Regions from separate parts of the Homo sapiens genome. Here regions 2 and 3 are each linked to region 1. Evidence: chromatin loops called from intact Hi-C (ENCODE). Cell type or tissue: Caco-2. All regions are shown on one strand. Each heading gives the region's core, and the rest is flanking DNA. Links, peaks and the distances in the headings are about the cores only. Region 1 overlaps SPATS2L (spermatogenesis associated serine rich 2 like). Region 2 overlaps SPATS2L (spermatogenesis associated serine rich 2 like). Region 3 overlaps SPATS2L (spermatogenesis associated serine rich 2 like).

What was found. A loop is a pair of places that touch in the nucleus more often than their neighbours do. Peaks named below come from ENCODE experiments on the same cell type or tissue, not always from the same donor. Only the 100,000 strongest peaks of a DNase experiment are listed, where the experiment ranks them.
Region 2: a loop joins it to region 1, with 5 times the contacts of the local background. A loop is called at or near these places in 6 of 110 quality-filtered maps.
Region 3: it touches region 1 in a loop (3-fold over the local background); 5 of 110 quality-filtered maps call a loop at or near these places.

What each region holds. Positions count from the first base shown.
Region 1 is chr2:200,402,523-200,410,435 of GRCh38, forward strand. All of the region lies in intron 3 of SPATS2L (spermatogenesis associated serine rich 2 like), which reads left to right. LOC101927741 (a long non-coding RNA gene) reads right to left here. Exons shown (of 7, transcript XR_007088047.1): 7 at 1-2,854. Among named protein-coding and RNA genes, the nearest start is that of SPATS2L, 100 kb to the left of the region's middle. RefSeq lists an enhancer at 2,838-4,037. In Caco-2, for the core only: no CTCF peak of the experiment used is centred there; DNase peaks (open chromatin) are centred at 3,259 and 3,649.
Region 2 is chr2:200,314,663-200,322,575 of GRCh38, forward strand. The region is part of intron 1 of SPATS2L (spermatogenesis associated serine rich 2 like); the gene reads left to right. Among named protein-coding and RNA genes, the nearest start is that of SPATS2L, 12 kb to the left of the region's middle. RefSeq lists a silencer at 7,204-7,498. In Caco-2, for the core only: no CTCF peak of the experiment used is centred there; a DNase peak (open chromatin) is centred at 4,397.
Region 3 is chr2:200,348,508-200,356,420 of GRCh38, forward strand. All of the region lies in intron 2 of SPATS2L (spermatogenesis associated serine rich 2 like), which reads left to right. Among named protein-coding and RNA genes, the nearest start is that of SPATS2L, 46 kb to the left of the region's middle. In Caco-2, for the core only: no CTCF peak of the experiment used is centred there; a DNase peak (open chromatin) is centred at 4,284.

The sequences.
Region 1 (7,913 bases), core at 1,091-6,090:
CATTCTCGGTTTAAGCTAACTTCAGTCCTTGGAGGGGGCTTCCCTTACTCTCTAGACTAGGACAGGTCCCCTGTTATAGATGCCAGAGCATCCTTACTGCTTCTTCTATAACATTCATCAAACATTTGCCTTCCTAGACTATAAACCCCAATGCATCTGTCACTGCTGCAGTCCAGCTTCTGAGTCTGTGCATTGTGACTGACTGAAGAAATGAATGAACCAGGTATTAAAAGATTAATTTCAACTTTGAGGGAAGTTTTTATGGTAATACTCTAGCCTCTGTACTTGGCCATGGCCTACACAAAATTCAAATAACAAATCTAAGATATAGAGGATGTCAACTGATTTTTAAAATGATACAAAATTGGAAGGAATGGCTGAAACATTCCTGTTTATCATGGGGCAAAATGCAAGGTTCTAAAACATAACAGTTGGCTGGAGTGATATGTCAGAACTTACATATTGAAATTTAAGAAAGATGAATATAAAATCCTACCTTTGTGTTCTAGTCATTGCACAAGTAAAGGCCCGGGGACACTTGTCTCAAACTCAACGGAAGGAGAGTCAGTAGCAAGTAACCTGCATTTGACCTAGTGATTAATTAATGTGGCTCCTAAAATTGCTGATGCCACCTTAGACTCCCTTAATGGATAAACGGGGCCCAACCAAGGCAGGTGCAGGTCTCACAGTCCTCTGCTCTAATCCAACCACTTCTGGAGCAATGTGCTTCTCTTATAGCAACATATTTTAACAGGATATGCTCAGGTGAGCTTGATCAGATAGTAAAAACTTAGGAGGCACAGCTTATGAAAAATTGCAGAAGAGCACGTTTACTCTATAAAGATGGAATTGTGGAGAACACTTTAGTTCTTTTTAAAAAGCAAAGGGCTGGACTGCAGAAAAGGGGTTATACTTACACACCAGCAAGCAGCACTGGGACCACATACTGGCAATGTCTAACATCCCTTCTCTGAGCATGTCCTTATCATTGACCTCTCTCATCTTCTAATTCTCTTTAACATCTGTTCTTTCTTGTCCCTTAGCCTTTCTCTAGTGTTCCAATTCATCCTCCCCCTTCATAGACCACAGATGCCTTCATCAGACACCTTAGTGATACTCAGCCCCTATGTTTCTGAGCCCTAAAATCTACCACTACATTTCTTACAGTTCAGTTTGTAACTATGGATGATTGCTTTGCTCCTGCTTCTGGCTTGTTGAGAATTGCTGGGGAAAGCCATGCCGATCGGCACCGTAACAGATCTGTGCAGTCCAGCACCATGGACCCACAGGCCTGCTCAGCATTCCATCATTCATCAAGGTCATTTCCTATCTCATTTCCATAAGGGCAGCTCTAAACCTTTCTCCACTTTTTAAGCCCCAAAGCGAATTCTAAAACTCTCACGCAGAGGAATGGTTTCCATAAATTTTCCCCTTCACAATCTGAAATTTTTATTATGTCTTCACTCTCACTTCTCCTTTTCTCCTTTCTCTGAATTCTTAGAAAAACAGAAGAACCTCCCTTCCATTCCACATGGGTTTTGATGACGTTTCTCTTATTTCCAGTGGAAGCTTGTTTCATAATTTATCTCCTCTCTTCCCCTCTTCTAATTCTTTCTCACTGCCATCTCCTTCCCTCTATCAGTGAACACGCTCAGCACTTTGGGGAGATTAATTGTGCAATGACTGTTTTAAGACAGATTGGAGAGAGGAGAAACCAAGCCAGAGAATCCCATTAGGAGGCCTTTTCCAGAGTCCAGGTGAAAGATAGGGGAACCTGTCTGGGTTAATGAAAGAAAGAATAGGGAGCAGGTAAGATTCAGAGAGAACGTTGTTACCAGAATGATGTGCTAGTTATTTATGACTTTGCCTTATTTTCCTTACTCTTTTGTCAGCTCGTTGGATGCAAAGATTGTGTGAGATTCATTTCACTTTCCCTCACAAAATGTGGCTTGAATGAGTGAATGGCTAGAATTCCCCCAAACCTTTGTGGAGAGGGTTGCCATCTGGAAGGTATATTTTTTTAAAAGGTAATAGTTGGTGGGATAGGGAAAGACATCTCCTTATAAGGAGGGAGGAAGAGAAGTGTAGGCCTTTGTTTCTCAAAGTGTGGTCCATTGCATTCATTTCCAGTTGCTGCTGTAACAAACTGCCACAACTTCAGCAGCTTAAAACAACACACATTGATTATCTTCTAGTTCTGGAGGTCAGAAGTCCGAATGGGTCTCATTGGGCTGAACTCAAGGTACTGGTTCTGGAGCCCTGGGGAGAATACTCTTCCTTGCATTTTCTAGCTGTTAGAAGCTGCCTGCATTCCTTGGTTCGTGGCCCCCTTTCATCTTCAAACCCGGAGAGGCTGGCCAAGCCTTTCTCTCATTGCATCACTGTCCCATTGACTCTCTTCCATCTCCATCAAATTATAAGGACCCTTGTGATTATACTGGACCCACTGAGATAATCCGGGATGATCTCCCCATTTGAAGGTCAGCTAATTAGCAACCTCAATTCCATCTGCAAATTCAGTTTGCCATGTAACCTAACATGTTAACAGGTTCCAGGGGATAAGGCCATGGACGTCTTTGAGGGGCCATTATTCTGCCCACCACATCCCTGGACAAGCAGCATTTACATCAGCTGGGAGCTGATTAGAAATGTAGAATTCAGGACCCACCCCAAGCCTCTGAATCAGAATCTTCATCCCAATCAGATCCCCAGGTGATCAGAATATATTTTAAAGTTTGAGAAGCCACAACTAGAATGTTTCTAAGATCCTCTCCACTTTTACTTCCCATAATTCTATAAAAACTGCATTTTTTTCCATCTTCAAATCTGCATTATTCTTTCTCTTCCTGGTTTCCTGCCAAAAAAAAAAAAAGTTAGTTTTGATTTGTACCCCTGGTGTTAATTCCCCAAAAGTCAGCCAAGTAGAACATGACAGCACCTCATGCATATTTTTTGCTGGCAGGAAGTAGATGTTAGAAAAGGCAATTAAATTATGGAATTATCCATGATGTGAAGGTACTGGTCTGCAAAGAGTATTTTCTTCCCCAAGAAAATTCATAGGAAAACTACCTCCATTACTGTGTAGATAATATTAGTGGCCCAGCAAGTGAAGCAAAGCATACACAGATGAGCTGTTTTTAAGGCATCTCTGAATGGCTCAGCATTTGAGAAATGTGACCAAAGCTGATTATAAAACTCCTTTCAAAGTTGCAGGAACGGCAAACCCATAAATAACTCCAGTTCCCATTGGTGTGAGGAGGAGGTTGCTGGCTGCTTGATTGCTGTCCTTATCATAGGGGATAAGGTTAAGCTCACCTCCAAGATTGCAAGCTTCTCAAGGAAAGAGCCAGCCATATGCTCTGCCTGGCACCCAGGAGGCACTCCATACATTTTGGGCTTGAATCCATTAAGCTTTTTAATAGTGTGTAATACTTAATTCTTAATTAGAGATGCACTTAAAAATGGATAAATAAAACTAGAATATGTCAGTAACCATCTTACTAGACTCCCTGCTTCCTTTTACTCATTCAGTGAGTCATCCCTTTTACAAACATTTATGAATCATCTACTGAATGCCACCCATTGTTCTAGACCCTGTGGATATAAAGATATGCTCCCTGTCAGTAGAGCAGGAAGTCACATAAGTAAATAATGGTGGCAATGTCAATGCTGGAAGAAGTGTGTGAGCAAAGGTCTCAGGCCTCTCTTCTCCCAGCTGTCATGTACATTCTAATGGGACTTATATTTAAAATCTTCCTTTTCTCACCTTTGCCAATCGGGATTATTTAGCTTTATTATTTTTATTTCCAGCCCCGGCTATTAATGTTGCCTCCAGGCACACCATACTTGCTCTAGAAAATGAAACCCTCTCAAACTAGCACAAGTTTAAAAAAAAAAAAAAAAAAGAGGTTATTATTATAAAGGTCTGGCAGCGTCTCATGAGACTTCAGGAAAAGTTAAAGGAGCAGGAAGGAGAGAAAGTGAGGCAGTTGCAAGTCCAGCCTCTCTTCATCTGCACTCCAGCTTCTCTCCCTTTGTGTTGAATAGCTCAGACCTTCAAGGCAGAGGGTCTAATTGTTTCACTTTGTCTTTTCTAGCCAGGCCACTTCCTGACCACTGTAATTCATTGTCACTGTGTTCTGATTGCTTCCTTCATAGCACTCACTTAGCACAAGTTGCAGTGATATATTTTAATTTCTGTGTTTATATCCGTTTCCCTCTCTAGTTTTGGCAGTGACCATATCTGTTTTGTTACTGCTGTATCCAGCCTCTAGTGCAGTGCCTGATCATAGTAGACATTTAGTAAATAATTAAATGAAAGAAGAAGAGGGGGTAAAACCATGTTAACCACCCTAAAGATAGACTTTCTCATTGTACCAGTTACACCATAGAGAAGGGAAAAGTGGGGACAGAGTCTTGGGTCCACTGACCCCTTAGCAAGTCTGTGGAGGTAGGAGGTTCTCTAAGAAGAAGGGTAGACAAGGTAGTCTCCCCCAAATACGTCTTGACCAACATTCAAGCCACATGGTCTTTCCACTTCAAAGCCACACCTGGAAGGACCCCTTAATGCAAATGCTCCCACTTTTTTCTTTTTAAAATCTATTGAGTAGCTAATATATGCCAAATTCTATATGAAACACTTTACAGGCATCATCCCTTTCCATTTTTACATAGGCTCTAGAAGATAATATCCTCATTTTACAGCTACAGAACCAAGTTTCAAAAATTTAAGTGGTTCACCCAAGGTCATAGAGCTAGCATGTAGCAGAAGCAAGATTAGAACATAGGTCTGTCTAACTCCAGCGCTCCTTCCATGACATTTGGCTCTCTATAAAGTACTCACCCTTACTCAGCAAAGTTAATTCCTTCTCTGTAGCACCACAGTACCCTGTTCATAAGGACAGTACAACACTTACTACCTACTTTTATTGTAGACATTTCTGGCTCCACTGCTAAACTGTGCCTCCTTACAGCAGAACTGTATCTAGTTTTTCTTTGTATCCTCAGCTCCTGTCATTTAATGGGGGCTCAACCAATGTCTGTCTGCTAAGCTGAGCCTTGGAAGGATAGACAGGCAGTTACTGTGCTTTTTCATATTTTTAAAACTCCACAAAATACCATGAGTACCTTATTCTACAGAATTAAAATTGTAAGAATGTAAAAATCTCATAAATATTCCTCCAGTCTCTGTTATTGAAATTTAAAGAACATATATATGTTCTCCCTACCCATATTATGCTTAATGACATCAATCAAGTGAGACCTGCCCACTGTTATCATGAGTGGTAGATGCAGAGTGCTGGGATGGTCCACACAAGATGGTGGAGTCTTCCTTTGACTCAGAGCAGCCGCCTGGTGTAGCTATAAGTTGGCATTCTCTCACTCAACAAATATGTATTAAATACCTACTACATGCACCGTATTAGTCGCTTGTGAATGGGCATGGTGATTATCCAAAAATGGCCAAGATGAGGATTCTGCCCTCACGTTGCCTACCATCTGGGAGACACGACACACACACAAATACTGGAGCTATAAAGGAAAAGGGGCTAAGACACTTGCTGACCAAGGGCTGCAGGAGTTGAGGCAAAGGTGACCTCTGGCAGGGGGTATGGAGAAGGATTTCATGGAACACATGGCATTTCACCTGGAATGTGCAATTCAGACATATCTTGGAAAAGCCCGGCCTGGGGGTGGGGGTTCAAAACTGGGCATGGGGAGCTTGTCTGTGAAGGGGTAAAGTCAGAGACATTTAGAAAGCAAGTTGGAGCCCAATTGTTGCTGGCGTTGAATGCCAGGTTGCAGATAATGAACTTTATTCTTAAGTTCTTAAGGAAGAGGGTAAAATGGTCACGAATATACTCCAGGAAGAGCAGCTGCCTGGGACTGAATTGCAGGGGAGAGACTGGAAGCAGAGAGAACAGTTATTTTATGTTTATTTGATAATGCCGGGTCTTTGCTGATCACACAGCTGTGTGGGTGGATTGAAAACTTTGGTCAGAGCCACTTTGGAAACTCAGACATAGTTTAAGTGACTCATCAGGAAGCCAAGAAGAATTTCTAAGGGTCATCACAGACAGGCTCAAAAGATGCACAGTATGAATGAGGAAATCTGTTAACGGCTCTTAACCAGACAGCTCAGGTGCAGAGAAGGCAAGTTAGTTTGGGAAACTGAAACCAAACAACGTCCATGAAAGTCACACTGCCTCACTGCCCAGTTAGTGCAAGCAAAAGGCCAGCAGGGCGGGCCTGAGGCGCCATGGGGCAGAGCCTGCGGAGTCAGATAGGGAAGCCCCAGAGAGAGGAGAGGATCATGACTAAAACACTCAAGAGGGGGCATCAAAACATCATGCTGTTTCTAGATAGCACATGGACTTTGCCAAACCAGAGTGAAATTAGCAGAAGCAAAATACGGGAACATAATTTTGGGAAGGTAAAGCAGTTGCTAAATGAACCGCTAACTAGCCATCTTGACTGTCACCCAACAGCGGCCGCCTGGTGGGACCACTTTGTTTATGGCATGAGAGTCCTTTAGCGGGGCAGTCAAGTGCAGCTTCAAACGGTGGCTTAGGTGTTAGCCTGGGCTGTGGCAATGAAGTAAAAGGCTGTGTGAAGCTGCGCCAGAAACAGCCTCTGCAAAACAGCCGCTGCGGGCGTGAATTTTATGAGTTCTCCGTATGCAAACTACTATTAGTCACGCATTGATTGATCCATTCCTTCCAGGAGCATCCGTCCTCAGAAGCTTGGTTTCCAACTGCAAAGGCAAGCCTTTCAGCACAACCTCACTATAACTCTTCCTTGGTCATCCATGCCTTATATTTAAAGCTCTGCATAATGAGGGCTTTTTTTTTTAGATTAAGATGCTTAAACCCTTTTTGATACCACTGAATTATGAGGAGTGACACAGTGAGGTTCCTTTATTTTTATGTGCACATGTGAGTTCACACAATTTCTCCATCTTTCTCAAAGACATTTCCATAGGAAAATAAACATAGTGAATTTATAAATAACAGGCTGAGAAACAATGCCGCTGTCTCCACATTCGCCAAGCCAAGTGATTAAAGCAGAAACAGAGGTTGGCCCAGAAATTTACTAGAATTCAACATTACTATGTAATATCCAAGTATAAGCAGAAACTATTTTTTTCCCCTTTTTCTGTAAAACTTGGAATACCTGTCCTAATTAAATGTCTTCCTCCAGGAATTGTATCTGATATTCAGTTAGATTTGATATCAAAACTCAGTTATTGACAATTTTCTAAGGATACAGTCAGTGCTAGGATATACAAAATGACAAGGATAGAAAATGTTTTCTGTGCACATCTTACCATGTGTTTTTTTCTTTTGAAGAAGGATAGGCAAGAGTAGTATAAACATCTAAAAAGGAAGTATCTCCACAAGTAGTGGTTTATTTTGTGTTTTGCCTTAACATAATACAACATTGTGTTTTGCAGGGGAGAGACTGGAGGCAGAGAAAGCCATTATTTTATGTTTATTCCATAATTCTGGGTCTTTGCAGTTCACACAGCTGTGTAGGTGGATTGAAAACCTTTGTCTAATATAACTATAATGTACTTAGTATAATTAATATTATATTAATTATATTATTTAGGTGTGCCTGATGTGGTAATAATGATGGTGATGATTAAGAAATTTTATGTAATATGAACCCATAGTGGCTTGAAATAAATGCTAGATTTAAAAGAGCTATATTGGAAGGGTAACATAATCTTTAGGTATAATTCCAGTGCACTGGTAACAATGAGGCAAATAATGTGTATTGTTGAACACATTCTGTTAATGACCTTCCTGGGCTGGATGGAGGGATTTTTTTGTGTTTTTCTTCCTCCCCATCTTAACCTCTCTCAAAAACAAAACAAAACAAAACAACAAAAAAAAACCCAGCTCATCAAA
Region 2 (7,913 bases), core at 1,551-6,550, 87 kb before region 1:
AGCATCTCCACTAAAGGAAAGAAATGATAGGAGGGATGGGAATAGAGGCGAGATGATAGACCTGCTGTTCAGTACTGTAGCCACTAGCTACATGTGGCTGTTGGGCACTGGAAATACAGCTAGTCCAAGTTGAGATGTGCGTAAGTGTAAAATACACCATGCTTTGAGACTATATAAAAAAATGTAAAATTTCTTATTTAACAAATTGTAATATTGGTTACATGTTGAAACAGCAATAGTTTTGATATAGTAGGTTAAACAAAATATATTACTAAAATTAATTTCACATATTTCTTTTTATTTTTAAAAATGTGATTACTTAGTGGACGTTACCATGCGACATAAAGAAATAATAAAATAAAATGTGATTACTAGAAAATTAAACATCACCTGTGTGCTCACATTATAGTTCTGTTGGACAGCATTGTTAGGGAACATCTCATTCCCAGGAGATGCATCCTGTACGAGCCAAGCCCACGAGCTTTTTGAATGATTAAGTCAGCCCTATTGGCATAGAGAAGTAGCAGTTGCTCAGTTTTTTCAGTCCAGAGGTATGAAATGTTTGGATAAGATTCAGAATTGGAGAGACAGCTTCTGAACGCTATAGCCAGGAGTTACATGTACAATGGGCATAGTGTGGAAAGCACTATTAAAGCACATCTGTCTCAGCAGGCCCACCCAGCCATCATCAGAAGTGGGAGGCAGGAATTCTCGTGGTATGGTAGAGGAAGGATTTGAGGTAGACAGGAGGAACAAGGGAAGGGAAAGTGGAATCACATTCCCTGGAAGCCTCCTATTTGTGAGGCACCAGCTGAAACCCTGAGAGCCAGGTCTCTGAGATTCCCCATCCTGCCGTTGATTCTTCCTAGTGGGCTAAGTCCCAACTCCCCTACTGTCTGGCTGTAGGATCCTGAACAAATTAATGAATCAACGAATCTGGAGTCCGAATATTATGCACACCATACAGTCATAATGTGTCAAACAAAATGATGTGACCCACACTGATAAGGGCTCTACAGAAGTTAGTTATGCCTTAAGACACTGAGGGCAGTAATCTGTGGATGAGTTGGCCTGAAGGGCTTTGAGGGAAGGGCATACGGACTGTCAGAAAGACCTGGAAGATAGCACCTGTTGCCTTAAGAGATATGCAGAGCTTCTGGCTAACACGGTGAAACCCCGTCTCACCAAAAATCCAAAAAAAAAAAAAAAAAAAAGAGCCTGGCATGGTGGTGGGCACCTGCAGTCCCAGCTACTCGGGAGGCTGAGGCAGGAGAATGGCGTGAACCTGGGAGGCAGAGCTTGCAGTGAGGGGAGATCGTGCCACTGCACTCCAGCCTGGGAGACAGTGTGAGACTCCATCTCAAAAAAAAAAAAAAAAAAAAAGAGATATGCAGAGCTTTATGTGTTCACGATGGAAAAGCCAACCTGTGATAGGAAACCAGATCTTACCAGGTTGGATCAGGAAGGGGAACCCTCCTGGAAGAGGTGATGGGAAGAAACTGTGACTATAAAGAGAACAGTCCAGTGGGATTAGATTCCAGTGAAATCTGATAGGCAGTGTGACTCAGTGTCTTCTCTAGTGGTGGTTTGCCTGCTGTAGTCTGTTGGACTCTTAAATTCTGAGAACTTCCTCTCTTGGTTTCAACCTGGGCGGCTGTTTTTATTTGCTTCATGAGTAGGCATTTTGTATAAGATTTTGTTAGGGGCAAAGGTTCTTGTGCTAAAAACAGAAGTTTGAAAGTCCTACATTATAGAAAATGGCCTGAGAGGAGTGGTAACTACCTTGATGTGATTATTTCTCCCTCATTCGCAGGATCTAGGACCAGTTTAGGCCCTTTCCAGAGGGCATACAGCTTCCTTTCATCTGAGGCTTAGCGACTTCGCGGACCAACCATGCAGTTTGCCTTGTCCAGGTAGTTTAGCCAGGTAGCCATAACTCAGTCTTGTTCTTGGGTAAACAAGTTTTCACTTTTGTACTGGGTTCCACCTTGTCTCCTGCATTCCCAAGTCCTGGATTTGTGTTCTTGTGGAGGGACCCCAAGTTGTCTTAGTTAAGGATCCTGTCATGTTTCTCCAAGCCTTCTTGGGACAGTAGTGTCCCTAGGGTTGGGCCACTGCTACTCCCTTCTAGGCCTCTTTAGTACTGAGAACTACCAGCAAGGGTCAGGAAACTTGATAGATATTTAGAATTGAATAATTTGCCTGGAGCTTGGCTTTTCCCTGGCTCCAGACCCCTGAGAGCAAATATTCTTGCTAGTTTGCAGTCCCGCTGGTCTCTGAGTCCCATTTGTACAACTTGGAAGGAGAAAGGAAGACAGATATAGGGCTGATTTTCTTAAATTATGGTGCATTCATATCTTTGTCTCTAGTGGGAAGGTTGGTCTTATGTGTGTATGAGAAAGGTGGCCGCCTTTATGTTGTGGTTTCAGAATCCATACTGCTGAAAAGGGCACTTCAAATATCAAGTTTCTCTTTTTTGCTCTCCAATATGTGAAAGCCTACGTTATAAAAACTCTATTTAGTTTCCTATGACCAGTATGATTTAGAAGAAAAAGAGGACGGGCTTTGGCACTTGAAAGACCTGATTTTGAGTCATGCCATTGCTGGCTATATGAATTTGAGCAAGTTATTTAATCTTTCTGGACCCCAGTTTTCTCATGTATGAAGCAAAGTGAGTAACGCCTACAATTCTGTTATGATTTTGTTGTGACTAAATAAGATAAAATATAAAGTGCCTGGCACCAGGGCCTAAAATGCAAATGCTATGGAGGTGGTAAGTCAAACTTATCCTCATATCTCAGTATATCTCAATTCACCCTCCTTATGTTGAATAATTTTATAGACCTTTCCCTGAGACTGATCAGGAAGAGGATATGAAATCTGGGGCAAGGGGCCCAGATTTTACCCAGCCAAGGGTGACAAAGGACCAGAAGGAAGTTGCCTTCACATTTTGCCTAAGTCCCATTCTCCCTATGCTTTGCATTTGTGAAAATATTCATCTGAGATTATAGGTACAGCATGAAGCCTTGGAAAAAAGGCATGTTTACATCCTCTGCCAGGATAGCATAACAATTAACAAAGCAGGTTTTTGAATCTCTGAATAGTCAGGTGCACTGCCATCAAAATAAACTTTTATTTCTATTCTTTGCTGATAGATTACAAATAAAGCCACTAAAATATCCTGAAAAAGAAGATTTATATATGAATTGGACACCAGGGACAGATTTTTCACACTTATTTTGTTGGAGCAGTTTTTTCCTTAGCTGTGGGTGTTTGGGAAGTTCTTTTGTTGTAGCTTTTGTTGCTTACAAGAGGGAAAAAGCTTTAGTATGCTAAGGTAAGAATGATTTTGATTGGAGGCAATATTGTTCTCAGTGTGGGCTGACTTTCACGTATTGTAGTGATTACCAGTACATAACTGAGAAAACCCATTTGTTGAAGTGCTGTAAACAGCAGAGAGTCTGATCTCACATACTGCCCTGATCGACAAGTGTTTATTGTAGGAATGTGGTCAGTCCTGTAATTTTTTAAGGGAAAAGGGGAAGATGTTATGCCAGTCACTGTGATTGCAAATGCCCTGATCTGGCAGGTCTTTTTCCTTTCTCGTTTATTTCTCCTGTGGAATCTGAATGGTGGATTCAGTACATGTACTGAGCTTCCAGTGACTTGGTCAGCTCTTGATGCAATTGATCACACCACTGTAATTCCATACCCTCAATTTTAGTGCCATATCAAAATCATGAACACTCAAGGAGACCATGTAAATCTACGTCCTCAAAAATTAGAAATAATGGCATTAAAAATGTTATTTAGTGCTGGTTTGTAGCACTGAATATATGAACTCATTCATTGTTCTGGTACTCCCTGAACAAGAACTGTTTCGGTTGCAGTGGATGATATCAACTAAGGTTTCCATGGCAGCACTAATTTATAATATGAAAACTTTTGTGGAATTTCACCTTCTGGACTCTTCTCGATTGCATTTAAATTTACATTTTCCCCTCATTTATTAAGGTGAGGCATATTTAGATATTACTTACATGTGTGTACTAGGAGTATCTTCATGAAACTCAGTGATAAGAAATTACACGTGTAGAAAGCAGACAATGGAAACGGAAAATGGATACTGTGGTCTAACATCTCACCAAATGCAGGAATTCTTTCCACATTATCCCAGTTGCCATTTGAACCAGCCAGGAACGAGGAGTTTGGTCAACATTTTATGAAGCCAAATAATGCTAATGACAGTAGTCTGCAGTGCTCCGGACCCTAAGCCCATTTCGATTTGGACTTCATGTTATTTGTGATTGGACCAATACTCCATCAAGCACAGGTGGACACAGATATTTGTAAAACCTCTTCCCCAGTGGTGCACTGAAACCTGCCTCCCTGCAGCTTCCCTGTTGGTCTTCCATCCGCCCTTTGAATGCCACAGAATAAATATGCACCTTCTGTGTGGTCGCTCTTCAAATATTTGACCATAGCTATTGTATCTCCTCCTCGAAGTCTTCTCCTTTCAGGGTTATGCAGTGCTAGTTCTCTTAACTGATAGTTCTCATCCTGTTAACATTCCTCTAGGCACCCACTACTCTATCAATGCCATCTTAAAAATAGTGCATCTGGCCGGATGTTATGGCTCACGCCTGTAATCCCAGCATTTTGAAGGCCGAGGTGGGCGTATCACTTGAGGTCAGGAGTTTGAGACCAGCCTGGCCAACATGGCAAAACCCCGTATCTACTAAAAATACAAAAATTAGCTGAGCATGGTGGCGTATGCCTGTAATCCCAGCTACTCAGGAGGCTGAGGCAGGAAAATTGCTTGAACCCCAAAGGTGGAGGTTGCAGTGAGCCAAGATTGCGCCACTGCACTCCAGCCTAGGTGACAGAGCGAGACCCCACCTCAAAAAAAAAAAAAAAAAAAAAAAAGCATCTTGAATGCAACAGCCTACTCCTGACTGAGTATTCTGAACAGTAGAAAACACCAGGCTGCTATTCACTCCCTTGATCAGGGCACTCTTTTATTAATCTAGTCAAATATTGTGTGGGCCTCACATGTAAATCAGGAACAGCACATTGTTTGTTCACATACGAAGCTAAAGAAAACTTCCAAGCCTTTTTTCCTAACAACTGCTACAAAGCCAGGTCTCCTTTGTTCTTTACTTGAGCAGTGAATCATGTGTGCCTACTTAGAGGACTTTACATACATTTATCCTTCTACATTTTGTCTCTTTTTGTTAAATTATTTTTCCTCTTTATCAAGACAGCTTTGAATTCTAAAATTTTTAAATTCGATATATTAATGATGTTAGACTCTTACTTATTTATCAATTGCACACTTGGAAATGTTACTTTGTCGTTGATAAAATGTTGACCAAGACAGGCCAAAGATAGGGCCCTGTGACATTCTGCAAGAGAATTATTAACATCAGTATGTGAATTTTTTTTTTAAACTAGCTTGACAGTCTTTCACTTGTTTACTTTGTTATCCAAGAGCATAGAGTCAGGGAAAGACTTAGTCAAATGCTTTAGTAATGAGATCATTATTGGTCTACTTATTGCCACACAGTAGAACTCTATGATAAAGAATAAGATTCATGAGAGTAATTTTTAGATTGCATTAATTTTTCTTCTGAAAAATTTCTTGAAAAAGCATATCTAAGTCACCTTATTTTTAATGTATCTAAGAGAAAATAATTTTGTAAAATAAAATCAAACTTCACCTATCATTTCAACTCATGAACTTGTTTGGTTCAAAGGAATTGCTATGTAATACATCATTCTATTCTCTTTACAGAATCATTACTCTTAAAGAGAATTGGTGGGGTGACAGGAAATTACTCCATAGGTGTCACTCCAGCACATCATGATATTCTCATCTCCTGGGACAGAGTCGTCAGGCTGAGGCATGTCCTAACAGTGTGCCAGCCTGTGTAGATGGCTCCATGACAGTATCAGTAACGTGACCATGACAGAGAGAGCTCTGATGGCATTGTGTCACTAATGGATGTGTTTTCACTAAGCTGAAAATTCTGTATTATTTGAAAAGAGGTTTATTTTTCTTCCCACACAAATTATTTGACTCTCATATTAATGTCAAATAGCTGTCAAGTAACACATATGGTGCTTTCTGTGCTATATTTTATTGTACTCATGTACAAAATAGTTTTTTTAAAAACATGTTCTCTGCCTTGGACTAGATAGAAAAAATAATTTAAAAGAATAGTATTCTTAAGAAACACAAATCTATAATATATCAAGGAATAAATGAGTGCTTCATAAAAATACTAGTATTTGTGTCTATATTTTTCAGAGTACTTTCATGCATTTTCTTTTTTGAAAAAAAATCTGATGTTAAAAATAATACATACTCTTTGAATTTGGAAGCTACTGAAATGGATAAAAAATTAAAAGTCAGCTCAAATTCCACCTCTCAGAGATTGTCACTGTTAGCATTTGGTGTTTCCCTTTCAGATGTGCATTTGTGTGAGGTTGTGAGTGTGTGTGCATGTGTATATTTGTGTGTTTTAAACTAGCTCTTGGTGGACCCAGGACGTTTGTACAGAAGAATCAGCATGACATAGTCGGTAAAGAGCTTTGGAATCAGGCACTTGGAGATTTCAGCTCTGGCTATACAACTTACGTAGTGACTATGAATTCCTTAAACTCTCTAAACCTTAATTTCTACTTCTATAAAATGAGGATAATAATACTATATACCTAGTAAGTTTATTGTAAAAATTAATAAGATAATGCAGATAAAGTACATAGCATGGTTCTTGGACCATAGCATATGCTCAGCAAATGTGAACTATTTTTATTATGCAGGTTTTCTTTTCTGCTTTCTTCACTTAAATTATAGGGTAAAAATTTCCTTGTCATAAAATATTATTTGAAAAATATTTAGAATGACTGCATAAATTTCAGTATATGAATGTGCTTTAATGTTATTCTATGGATAAACAATTTTTAATTTATTGTGATCACAAAGAACACCACAGCTGATATCGTTTACATTATGTTTTGTGAATAGACAACAAATTCAAAGTGAATTACTAATCGCATTTTATGGAGAGGCAGAAAAAAACTTACAGTTCTTTAGTGTCTATTAATGTTCCAGGTTATATGCTATGTTCTTTACAATAAAATTCTCTTTAACTTTCACATCCCCTTTGAGGTAAGTCTGTTACGCCCATTTTTCAGATGACAGAGCTCTGAGGGGAGATAAGTCATTCGCTCAAGGTCACAGAGAGATAGTGGTGGTAGAGATGGTGTTTGAAGCCAGCGTCAGATTTCAAAGCTTATGCTTTTTCCATTCTGGCATGTAGTTCATGCCTATCTTTTTGAGGCTTGCAGAATGAATAGTTAGCATTGTGCCTTCTACAAAATGTCACTTGGTGCCACATGAAAGATAGGATACTTGGCTGGAATGCTTGACTTACTCAATATAGTACCTCTTGCGTGTGTGTATTCTTATATGTTTTGGAATCAAGCCTCATTAAAATAAGGTGTTAACTAAAGGAAATGAAGCATTGATATGATTATTTGATGAAAGGAAACCTCAAGGAAGAAAATATTCATTGAGTTGATAATATGAAACTCTTCTTTGTTTTAGTTGTACGGACTAAGCCAGAATCACTTATCTCCCCAGGAATCAGGGTATTTCACATAAGTCAGTTTAGGAATTAAGCAATAACAACAGCCAAAGTAAATTGATGCTGTCAAAGGAATTGTATGTTTCATTACTTGTATATCAGGGGTTGAATGTAAAAAAATACCTCTTTAGCCTTTGCTGTAAGCTGATACATCAGGAAAGAGCTGTAATAATTGCTATAGGTATAAGTATAGGTATACGAGAGACAAAGTATACTAGGATAAGCCCTCAAAGAATTATTTGGTGAACTGACAAGTTGTCT
Region 3 (7,913 bases), core at 1,477-6,476, 54 kb before region 1:
AGAGCAGACTGTGGGAAGTCTTCCTGCAGTGGCCAGGGACTGGCTATCTGAGCTGAGGACAGTGGGGCTAGGTGGAGGTGAGGCAGTGAAGTGGAATGATGGAGTGTGAGCTCTACAGTCAGAGAGGCCTAGGTCTGACACTAGTACCTCCATGTATACCAGTAGATCACTAAGCTCTAGGAGCCTCACTTCCCTCCTTTGTAGGATAGGCACACATGAGAATCTAATGAGAAAAGGCCTGGAAAGCTCCTAGCTCAGTGCTTCTGGCCTGTACTAAGTGTTAGGAAATGTTAACTATTACTCCGTTTCAGAGCTGGCCCTTGAAAGAAAGAGAAATATTATTGAGTTTTTCACTCTTTTCCCCTGAGTTTCATTAAGAAAAAAAAAAAAAAAATTTGCATGTGAAGAAGTTGAATTTGGGTTGGCTCTATTCCTTTCTGACTATGCTTTTACTTTCTTGTGTAGAAAAATGGAGAGTCAGTATTGGCATATCCTAGGTGCTTTTACTATCTTAGGATCTTGTCCTGTACTTTCGGTGCAAATTTGTTTAAAACAGCCCTTTTTTAAAAAGAAGAATGGTGTTATTGCATCACATCTAAGAATGGCAGCCACTTGCTGAGAGAGCAGAAGGACCCTGAGAAGTCAGCAAAGTCTCAGGCCTGTAGTTGGCATCACGTTAGAGACCACCAGCATTCCGTCTGTCACTTTAGACCTTCTGGAAAGAGTGTTCCAACATCTCAGAATAGCAGGACCCTAGGGTCATAAGCCTCCAGTTTACAAATGAGGAAACCGAGATCTAGAAAGGAGAAATGACTCACAGGCTACATCAAGAGTCAAAGACACGTAGGCCGGGCATGGTGGCTCACACCTGCAATCCCAGCACTTTGGGAGGCTGTGGCAGGTGGATCGTTTGAGGTCAAGAATTTGAGACAAGATTGACCAACATGGTGAAACCTCGTCTCTACTAAAAGTACAAAAAAATTAGCCGAATGTGATGGCACATGCCTGTAATCTCAGCTACTTGGAAGTCTGAGGCATGAGAATCCCTTGAACCCAGGAGGCAGAGGTGGTAGTGAGCTGAGATGGCGCCACTGCACTCCAGCCTGGACAACAGAGCAAGACTTCGTCTCAGAAAAGAAAAAGAGTCAAAGACACAGGCAAGAGTGAAATCCAAGGTTCTCAATGCCCAGGTCAGGGGAATTAATGACTATACCCTGTTTATCCTCTAACCTTCTCCTTCTGGTCTCCTGTTAATTGCCATTCTCATCCAAGCACTGAAGGGCAGGAATTCATTCCTTTCAGCAAATTCAGTTTGTTGGAAGCCACCTTTTACTTTGTCCTCCCACCAAAGTGTCAACATCTAAATGTCTTCCCACTGTGGTCACTCCATTACCCAGGAATGAAATTCACATCTCCTGCCTGGGGGTCTAAGAGTAGCCACTGCCCCAGGCTATTGAATGGGAGAGAGCTGGAGGCCTCACTGTTAGTGCCCAGAGAGACTTCCTCCTAGGCCCTTGTTTTCAACCTGGACCCTCAGCCTGCCCTCCATAATGCCTGGGGTCTCAGCCTCTTGGGTTCAGTTTTCTAGAGAGGAAACCACATATGTCCCACAGGGTTGAGAGGGATGGTTGCGTGGCTACGGTGAGTGAGGTGGGTCTGTTCCCCCTCTCAGCCTTCCAGGGGTTCTTTGGTGGCCAGACGGCTGGCTTCTCTGTATTCTTATCTGTGGGCCCTTAAGTCTCAGTGGCCTCTGCTGAATCAAGTTCCTACTCTTTTGTCTGCTTTCCTTCTTTCTGAATGGTTGTGTCATGCCTCAGCCATTTTTGTCTCATCTTCTCATTTGTTGTCCTTTTGGGCTTATACCTTTTAAAAATTACTTTCTCACCATCCAAGCAGGTTTTGGAAGAAAACAGATCAGCACAGTGTTAACCACCCCCACCCCATGTTAATAGCCATTTTAAAAAATATATTATTTAAATTTTTCTCTCAATGCAAATTTCTAAATTTAAATTTTATTTTGATTTCATTTTATTTTTTGAGATGGAGTCTCACTGTGTCACCCAGGCTGGAGTGCAGTGGCACGATCGTTCACTGCAGCCTCTGCCTCCTAGGTTCAAGCGATATTCGTGCCTCAGCCTCCCAAGTAGCTGGGACTACAGGTGTGTGCCACCACACCCAGCTATGTTTTTTTGTTTGTTTGTTTTTTTAGTAGAGATGGCGTTTCACCATGTTGGCCAGGCTGGTCATCGGCTCCTGACCTCAAGTGATCTGCCCACTTCGGCCTCCCAAAGTGCTGGGATTATAGGCATGAGCCACCATGCCTGGCTTAAATTTAAATTTTAAGTAGACCTAAAATCCTGTGGATAGTGACTGACTAGGGCTGAGTGTGGTTAATTTTTTTTTGTTTCCTTTGGAATGTTGAGGCTCTTGGCTTCAGCAATACAGAGAATGGGTGAAGCAAGTGAGGAATTACCCTCCACAAAGATCACACCATATGTTCAGTCACTGCCAAGAACCTTCTGAAAAACAAATCTTCTCAGGTTTTGTGTTATCACCAAAAGTTAACCTCACAGCATGGTTCACAATCATGTTTATGCAAGTGTTTTGAAAATGAAATGCACCACTATGAAATCAATGGGTGGAAAGCAGTGCGAACTCTGAGGGAGAAGTGCATTTGTGTATTTCTTCTGTAGCTGAGCACTTGCTGGGAGGGAGTGCCAAACATCTCAGTGTTTGTGTTTTTAGATGCACTAACCAACAATAGCAAGCTTTTCTCCAAGCATGTAAGTACCGGGAATACAGAGGAATGATGTTTGCTAAGTGAATAAACTTAATGTATGCTAGAAGATTTTGTGACTATAGTAATATATTTGCAGTAAAAACATTTGAAGTTGAGATACTTTTCAAAATCCTGAGAAATTAAAATTAAATGAATGGCACATATTTTGTTTTGCCGAGAACTAAACTGTCCCATTAAAAAAATAAATATATTACCTTGTCAGTAACTTTTCTCCAACACCTGATGTATTTTGGTTAATACTAAATTATTCCTGGTGTTCTGACACGCATAATTGTTAACAAAGGGATTCATCTAATACAATATTCAGAATTGATGACTGATTTACATAGCCTTAAACTGAAGGATGGGGCATAAAAATTTTTTTATTCACTCCTCCCTTCAGTAGCGAGGAGTTATAGATTGAGATTTTTTTTTGATGCAACTATAAATCAACCTTGTAAAAACATAGCTAACAATGATGTAGTCTTTGGTATAAGGTTTCCCTGTTGGCTTCTAGAAATATCTGAGGGTTTTGGTTATAAATCCCCTGCTCCTTGACACGGCTCTTTAAGAGGGTGGAAGCCCCCTGTGCCATTTCAGTTCTATCTTGTCAATCTGTTTGAGTGTTGTTCAGTTAATGGTTGCTTTCTATTGCCTTTTAATGGATTCTAAGAATGTTGCTATATCTCTTTTCCAGTCTGTTTGGCTACCTTTCTGGCTTGGGTAGTTTCCCATTTCAGTGTACATCTCAGTTTACGTGCTTGAAGAAAGAGCCAGAGACTGATGGGTGTTTGTGTCTTGCCTTTTGCTTTTTGTAAATGCCTGACAGTGTAGCAATGCCTCATGGTTTACAACCAAAAAAGGTAGTGCTGTATTTGTATTCTGAGTTTCTTTTCTTGTGTGAACAAAACTGACAATTTAAGGGTGATAGAAAAGGGCATATACTTAAAGACCATAAAATGAGTTTTTGCAGCTCTATATAAAATACAAAATATTTTGGTTTTGAGGCTATATAACCAGCAGTTTTTATATATATATATATATATATATATATATATATATATATATATATATATATATATATATGGTAAACAAGCTCGATTTTCTCTCTCTCTTTTAAACATTATCCCAAATAACAGGCTTAACTAGTTTTCACCTCCACTGTATTGATCATTTGCTCTGTTACGCAGACACAGCTTAGGATCTCTTGTGAATCTGCTAACCTGCTGCTTTTTTTTTCCTTTTTTAACCCTTAGCTCTAGAATAGCTGGATTTAATGGCAGGGGGCCTTAGCCTCTGTTCCTGAAGGCTCTTTTCCTCCTGCTCCCTTGGAGAGGGAAGCATTATTAATTTTTCCCCTTCCCTTTTGATTATAGGAAAAATCAGGTAGACAGTAACTCAGTGCCAGCACACCTGAATTCAGGGTTCAGCTCTGCAGACAATTGCTTTCTTGTTCCTTAGCCTCATGGGCTGGTGAACAGCGAAGGTGAAGGGGTAATGAATTCCTCTAGGTGCTGATAAGAGCTACATTCCAAGAGGATTAACAGCACAAAAACCTGCATGTATGAGGGAAAAAAATGAGAAAGCAGGGGAGGGGAACACCCACATTGACACACATGCACAGCCACACAGTGAACTTTCTAGTGTTCTCAAAGCCACATTCCAATTTTAGCTGCCCAAAGTCTGAACTACTCTGACAACAGCATCTACATGTTGTACATGGCATGTACTTTCTTTAAAAGGTTTGGGAACATTCTTGCTGTGGTTCTGAGAAAGGATACTCTGGTAGCAGAATGACATCTGGCCTCTATCAAGGACTTCCTTGATCAAAACACAGAAAAATTTTCAAAAATACCTTGATTTTAGACTTTTCAACCTAGAGGAGCAAAGAAGAGGAGATGAAAAAGTCCATGTAATCTGTTAACCACATCTGAGAACAGTTCTGGAAATGGAAATTTGGCTCCATTTAAACTTTCCTAAAACAGCTTGATCGCTGCGTTGAAATTTGGGATCTTGATTGTGCAATCCAAGTGGAGGTCCCTTGTATGTGTTTTGACGGATATATTTGGTGAAACTTAAAGGCAGTATCATTCCTGTCTGCTAATCAAGGGCCAGAACCAACCCACACACATCTGCCTAACTATTCCTCACTGCCTGTTATGAAAATAAACCTCTCATTTTTCAAAAGAAGTCACTACCCCTGAAGCAGAAAACAAGAAGAGCAAATGGATGTGGTCCCTGGATATTTCCACCCTCTTCCAACCCTTTACCATTCCCTACCTCCAATAGCTATGATACCCAAAATTTTCAAACTTTGAATCTAACCACCCTTTGTTTTGCCACATCCCCTATTTCACAAAGAAATCTGACTTAGTTTAGCTTATCCCTAAAAAAAAAAAATTCTGAAGGTATTTGCCACTCAGACCCATTGTCCTTGAGAAATGAACACATAATCAACTCTTACTGAAGCAATGACTTCTACAAGTACTGTGCCGTGGTCTAAAACAGAAATATGCACCACTATTGTAGGAAACTACAGCTTTTACATTTTCTTGGCAGAACTCTGGTCCTCTCTTTATAGTGAGAAGAGAACATTCCATAAATAGCAAAGTGGGCCTTCAGTTAAGTTGTCCAATCCATATTTTGCATGGTGGTGTCCATTGGAAATATACCTTCTTGATGTCAGTGAGGGCTTAATGAAGTTAAACATTTCCCAAGTAAGTTTGTTTTTGAGAGGAATCACTTCAGGAAGGCATGTTGGAGCAAACTTAAGCTTAACTAACCATGAATAATTATTTGCCTCGGTCTGTAATTTTAACAATGTGAATCATTAGCTCAGACCCTGTCATTTATCCCAAAGAGGGAAAGATGCATAGCCAAGACCATGGAATTTAGTGAAGGCTCTCTGCTCTGAATAGAAAGGGGTGTTGATGTTCCTCGCTCTCATACAATGAGATGACTTTAACTTTACCCTGTGATCCTAGAAGTGGAGCCATAGGTCTTGGACAGTGTAGCCAGCCCTAGTAAAGAATCAAGTTCAGGTCGGGCGCGATGGCTCACACCTGTAATCCCAGCACTTTGGAAGACCGAGGTGGGAGGACTGCTTGAGGCCGAGAGTTTGAGACCAATCTGGTAACATGGTGAAATCCCGTCTCTACTAAAAATACAAAAATTAGCTGAGCATGCTGGCTGGCACCTGTAATCCCAGCTACTCAGGAGGCTGAGGCAGGAGAATCGCTTGAACCCAGGAGGTGGAGGTTGCAGTGAGCTGAGATTGTGCCATTGCACTTCAGCCTGGGCGACAGAGCAAGACTCCGTCTCAAAAAAAAAGAGAATGGAGTTCAGCCTTTTCTTCCCACTTACCCACTTCATTCTCGTGCCTTTCAAGCCCTCACCATTGCGAGAGGCTAGCTGTTGCCAAGGATTCTTATTCCTCTCCTTTCTTCCCATTTGGAGGGATAGTTTGTAGAAAATACAAATAGCTTTTAACTGTCTGTAGATGTATTTTAAAAGCGCTTTTTGGGATACATCAGAAAATATTTTTCGATTTAAGAGAAAATGGCCATGAGTTTGTTAGTTATTTGCTGTGCCTGAACAAACCAGATTTTAACAACAAAGGCAGTACCTTTGACATCTTGCCAGGGTTGTGTTTCGTAGCTATACATGACATTTAGGAAATGTCAACCGTGAATGACTTTTTTTTTTAATTGTAGTAAAGTATGGTTGGATATACGTACAATCCCTGACTTACAAGAACTTGACAAACAGGTTTCCCGTAGACATAAAAGGCCGCCCTTCCTCTATCTCTCCCTTTTCAGACATCTCTTTTGTTTCCCCTCTTTGCCCTTCACCCGCCTGCTGTCTGTCCCCCTCAATGCCAGAGCCACTGTGGCACTGCTGTGGAGACCGCCTGTGGAAAAACTTGGCCCTTCTGGAAAAATCGTGGTTTCTGGAATGGAAGGAGAAGCTGTGCAAAAGACACAGTTAGGGGGTCTCACCCCAGACATAGCCTCTGGGCTGGACCTGGTGGGCTCCTCAGTATTTTCTCTAATGTGGTGTGATTCTTTCTACCTTCATTTACTTTGATTCATTTGGATTTACAAGTATCCTTTTTAAAAATCTGGATGTCTGTGAGACAGATAAGGAGGACAAGCCCCATTCATTGTCATGTTGCTGTGAATTGGGTCAAGCTATAGCAACCACACACACAAACACACAAATCTCATATGCATTTAGTGATTTCTGTTTCACTCTTTACAAAAGGTTTCCACACACGATTGTTCTTCACAGCTGCTTTACAGATGGTGAGACTGGGAGTCAGAGAACTTGATACATTTGAGTTGCGGAAAGCAGGACTAGAAGTTCTGAATTGAGTTCTCCTTCCATTCCGTATTCCACTGTGTATACAAATATGTTTATGCAGACACATACATCTATGTCTTTTTAAACAGTGAAGCAAACACATTTGCAGGTAATTAGAAGACAGAATATAATTCAGACAATTTCAGACTGTCTCTGACTTCAGTATTATGCTATTTTATAAGATCCTTACACCTGGAAGGTGAAAATTAGATGACTGAGTCTTATTTCATAAGGAAATAAAGAAGGTTGTTTCCTTATTTCCAAGTCTTTAGAGATTAAGATTATCGTGTGTACCTGTAAAACACACTTAAAACCTGAATGTTAAGATTTTACAACTTGACTGAGAAATATCTATGTAATGGTTGACTAAATAATTAACGGAATTCATGAATTATATTCCTGTTTACAAGTCAAAGCCCAACACTAATAGTACATTTACACCTGTGGTTTTGAATTTCTTATTTGAATTACAAGTCAGTCCACGGTAAATGGGTATTATGTGTATCTATCTATAAAGTGTATTGGAATTTCAGACCAGAAAGTCAGGCTCATTATTCATATGAAAACCTTTCTGATCAAGGCCTAAATAACACAGTTCTGAAACTGAAAATGATAAACATGCATAAAAGCACATTATACAGGTCTGTTTATAGTAATAATAATGATGGCACTAAACAGATTTGTCTCACTGGCAATGAACATACAATGGGGACATCATAAGAGATGAACTAGTGCCATTTTCTGAGACAGAAAATTCTCACATTTTACATAA